Linked DNA regions of Mus musculus: region 2 is linked to region 1. The links are chromatin loops, found by intact Hi-C in ENCODE. Cell type or tissue: heart. All regions are shown on one strand.

Region 1 (2,500 bases):
GGCTTCAATGCAGAAATAATTTTTCCCATAGTTCAAGAAGCTGCAATCCACGTTCAAGGCATTGTCAACATCAGCCTCTTCTGAGCTCATTCTCTCTCTCTCTCTCTCTCTCTCTCTCCCTCTCTGTGTATCTCTCTGTCTCTCTGTGTGTCTCTCTCTGTATCTCTCTGTCTCTCTGTGTGTCTCTCTCTGTCTCTTTCTCTCTATCTCTCTCATTTATATGTAATCACTTTTCCCTTGTCTCTTCTTCTAGTCTCCCTCTGTATCTGAGAAGGTCACGAGTCACAGTAGTTTAGGGTCTATACTAATGACCTCATTTTAATTCAGTTACCTCCTGTCCCCAAACACAGTCACATCTGAGGCTCTGAAAGTTAGGTTTTCATCATCTGAACGTGTGCGAGGTATAATTTCAATCCATAAAGTGTAACATTCCTTAAGGGGGTGGCTCCCTGGCCACCCTGACTGCAACTGCTAAGTCAGAGCTGAAATGGCGCTGGAGAGTAGCTTTCTTTCACCAGCACTGTCTTTACAAGGCTTTGTGAGGCTTTGTGAAGTGCTTTGTTGTGTCGTTATTAAAGAGTTTGTTGCTCTCTGTGCCAGAGATGGCTGTATTCCAGCAAGGATGGGAGAGTTTCCTGTGCCAATTCTGTAATGAAGGAAAGAGAGAGCAGAAAATTGGGTATATTAGGATTTCCAATCATAGCTATAAGAGAGTTGGGAGCGCAGGTCTTAGTCCCATTTGGAGGTTTCATTTGCATGGGAAGAGTGTTATTTATGGGTTAATGTAAAGTTTGAATATTTTCCTCCTCATTCAATCCAACCTGGAGGGACTTGAATTTGAATGCTCTGAAATACAATGAAGAGAGTCAAAACAGAATGGGTTTGCTAAGTTATCATGCAAGATCCCCTTGCTGGCACTTGCAGTATTTTCTTTGGCTGACCAAGTACTTTTCTCCCTGGAAAGTAAACAGAAAACAGCTGTCTAAGAAATGGGTCAGAGCAAACGTATTTGGCCAGGTGCAGGATAAATAGATCATAGATTGGCTAAAATTGCTCTAAATAAAACAAAAGAAATCTCTTGAGTCATACAGACCCAACCTAAAGACTTAAAGACAAAAAAAAAAAAATCAAATGTATTAATGGGTAGTTCATACTCATACTTCATAGACTTCTGTATCCCAAAGCTTGATTCTTGGAATTATAAGTGATCAAAATATTTTTTAAAAAATCAGCCCAAAACACAATTTGAACAAAATTGTTACAAATTGGGGTACTCTATGATGTCATATATCACAGAGGTATGGAAATCTGGAACCCTCTAAACCATAGATGTCACCACACAGTGAGGAGGTAGCTCCACGAGGTAGGAGAAGAACGCACTAAGTTGACAATAGAGACTTATATTTTAGAAGACAACTTAGTCTTTTTGTGACCAGGAAAAAAATGGAAGAAATACAGGGACAAAACAAACAGAGAGAAGGCAAGGGGATGGCTCCATGGATAAAGCACACACTCTACAGGCAGGAAGAGCTGAGTTCAAATCTCCAGCACCCATGTATGAGCTGGGTGCAGCCAAGTGCCCTTGTAACCCCCGTGGGGGTAGTGGAGACAGGGGGAACCCTAGAGCTTACAGCCAGCCAGTGAAGCCTGAATGGGAAGCTCAGGTTCAGAGAGGGCTCCAGAAGTCAGATGGGGAAACCATAGGGTAAGGCAGTTGAGGTTGGACCCTAGCTCCAAAAGTCAGATGGGGGACCACAGTGGGAGGCAGTTGAGGTTGATCTTCAGCTTCCACAGGTACATACATGGGCATATACCCTGTGCCTACAGACACCTACACAGCATCTCTCTCTCTCTCTCTCTCTCTCTCTCTCTCTCACACACACACACACACACACACACACATACACACACACAGGAACACATGGGGGGCAAAAATTTGATTTGAAGAGGAGGAAAAAAAAACCCTATCAATCTTATTAGAAGTGAAATAAAACAATAGTTTTGTGTTTGTTTGCAAAGAAAATGAGATATTTAATGAATCCATTCTACAGAAAATCCCTGTGACCTTTTTGGGTTTTTTTCCCCTATTGTGCTTCAATTGTCTCCATACCTTGGTAAAATTAATATTGTTATAGGTATAACTGACATGAGAGAATTCTAGAGTTCAGAGGTAACTTAGGGATTTTTTCCTGGAACTCCTTTGGTTTAGATGGTATTTCTCACTTCTCTCGTTGAAATTTTTGTCTTCTGCATGCAGCCATCCTTACTCTGTGCATCTTTAAATATCAATGGTTCTGTCCTTCACAGTCCTCTCTATGCCTGGGAGGTTGTTGCCTTTAGCCACCCCCTTGTACTGATGACTCCTACTGCACATCTGTACCATAGCTCATAAATTCAGCTTGTTACTGGGTTTAGAGTCTACCTTGACTCTATTTAAGTGTTTTACATTCAAAACCAAACACCCCAAACTGAGATTTTCAGCATCTTCACTTGTGGCCAG
Region 2 (2,500 bases), 47 kb before region 1:
CCTGCCAGAAATATGTCACTTATTGTCAAATAACTGTCTCTCTGTCTTCACCACACTTGAGGAGAGCAAGACTATATGGGCTCAGATTGCTGTTCCAGGTAATGGTGTCAGCATACAGAAGTTGAAGGTTGCTTTTACAAAGGAAATCAGGAGGAAATGGAACTGGGACAAAACCAAGTGTCTCTCTCTCTCTCTCTCTCTCTCTCTCTCTCTCTCTCTCTCTCTCCTTTCCCTCTCTCTTCCTCCCTCCCTCCCATCTCCGCCTCTTCCTCTTCTTTCTGTGGAAGTGTCAATCTTTTAAAAGCCCCCTCCCCCAATAAAAGTAAAAGGAGAATCCGGAGGAGCAAGTGCCAGCCTGCCCATTCACACTCATCTGGGGAGAGGGGTTGGAAACTGCTAATGGAGGGGCCAGCTGCTATGGAAACTCTGCCAGGCTCCAGCGAGGGGCTTTTACTTGCCACTGAAACCCTCACTCTTGGCTTCAGCTAGAGCATGACTAAAGACACCAGGGGGGCGATCCTGAAACACTGGATAGAAATAAACCCCATTCCTGGGGCGAGGCAGCTAGCTCAGTTTACTTTTTGACTTAGTCTGGAAAAACAAAACAAAACAAAACAAAACTTAAAATACAGGCAAAATCTCTCTCCCTCTTAGGACCTGAGACCTTTGAAAGTCAGACTTTGTGTGTGTGTGTGGGGGGGGGGGGGTTAAGGATTAGAAACTTCCTTCTTCCCTCCCTTGCCTTGAAAAAAATATCCAACCAATATCAGTTTTAAGTATGCAGATATGCAGTTTGTGACATTACAGAGCAAAAAAGGGAGAGAGGAAGGGATAGGAGATAGTTCATCTTCATTGTCAATTAACTTAGATTAACTTAGGAGCCTCCTCTCTGAGCATGTCCATGAGGGCATTTCCATGAAGGTTTAACTGGAGCGGGCGATACAGCCTGAACTTGGTCAGTACCATTTTATGGACTGGGGTGCTGAGCTGAATAAAAAGGAGGAAGTGAGGGAGAGAGCGTGCTGAGTGCCAGCATTCATCGCAGTCTGCTTCCTGTCCACAGCTACCCTGTGGCCAGCTGCTTCACTCTCCTGCTGCCACAGCCCAGGCAGTCCTGCCTTGCTGGACTGCACTCACAGCTGGGTGCCAAGATAAACCATCTCTCTGGCGGGGTTGGGGGTCCCGTGTACCTCTCATTTAGCCCAATAACCAAAACAGCTCAGAGATGAAGTAGCTATCTTCTTCATCTTGTGAGTCTCTATTAATGGGTTCTTTCACGGATGGACTCATACTGCTATATTCAGCCTAAGCCAAATGGTTACTATTACCAAAGTAAAGATGCTACGAGGTGTAAGTATTTCTCATTCTAGAAGAAAAAGGAGAATGTTGTCCAATGAACTACCCTTTGGGGGAAGTTTGTTCTTGAGTGACTTGGATATCTCAAAGTGAATTAAGTAGTACTGGCAGCCTATTCAACCCCTTTTGCTCTGAAATGTTTTGAGGACATATATGGGCTCAGAACAGCACATGGCATAATGTATATCATCAGTGAATTCTAGCAATTTTGATGGATATCATTATTAAATTATAAAACTCTAAAGAGTTTATAACCACAGCATCTTACAGATGGAGAAACTGAGGCAAAGGGCATCTGAAACCTCGCTAAGGTCACATCGCCAAGCCAAAAAAAAATTGATGATCCAAGCAATAGGTCGTTCTTTTATTTAGTTTACAACTAAAATACTTTGTTAACTTTCACTGAAGAAGTTAATATAAGATCATGGATTTCTCTTCCCTCCTCCCTCCCTCCCTCCCTCTCTCTCTCTACACACACACACACACACACACACACACACACACACACATACATGCACACACACATGCACACAATACACTTCTTACATAGGGAATTCATACTTAAAGCAAACATAACACATACTGAAAGCCGGACATGTGTCACACTAGAAGCATTCCAATCCCTTTGGTAGTGATGGAGTCCTTAATTACCATGTGCCACTGCTGTTAACCTCTGCAAAAAAGTCTAATTATCAGAGATTAATGAACAGAGCTTAGGCACATGTGAGGGAGTGTTGCTGAGGGGTTTTCATTTCTGCATTTCATTATCTCCATCAATACTGCTGTTCCTCATGGACATGTTACAGAATTATTATTATTATTATTATTATTATTATTATTATTGTTATCACTTTGAGCTATGTTCTGTGAAACATCAAAAACAGAGAGCCTTTGAAAGAGCTCAGGGCAAGAATTTCTTTCCAGGAAATCTTTAGGAAGTCTGTAAACCGGGTGGCTGCTGCTGGCTGTTCACTGATGAATCATGCCACGTCGGTTCATAGGGAATAAAGCTTAGACGGTCGCCAAGGAAACAGGGTGATATTTTGGAAGTATCTGAAACCACAGTAAAATTTCTAGGAAAAAAAATCAATGTCTTAGTCAAGAGTCGGGTCAATCTTATCTTTGTCAGGGTGAGTAACAGTAA

The links. Hi-C counts contacts between places; a loop is a spot of excess contacts. Peaks named below come from ENCODE experiments on the same cell type or tissue, not always from the same donor. Only the 100,000 strongest peaks of a DNase experiment are listed, where the experiment ranks them.
Region 2: it touches region 1 in a loop (2.2-fold over the local background); 2 of 42 quality-filtered maps call a loop at or near these places.

The regions. Positions count from the first base shown.
Region 1 is chr1:64,141,323-64,143,822 of GRCm38, reverse strand. All of the region lies in intron 1 of Gm35880 (a long non-coding RNA gene), which reads right to left. Among named protein-coding and RNA genes, the nearest start is that of Gm35880, 21 kb to the right of the region's middle. In heart, no CTCF peak of the experiment used is centred here; no DNase peak of the experiment used is centred here.
Region 2 is chr1:64,188,217-64,190,716 of GRCm38, reverse strand. All of the region lies in intron 1 of Gm35880 (a long non-coding RNA gene), which reads right to left. Among named protein-coding and RNA genes, the nearest start is that of Gm39654, 67 kb to the left of the region's middle. In heart, no CTCF peak of the experiment used is centred here; a DNase peak (open chromatin) is centred at 1,036.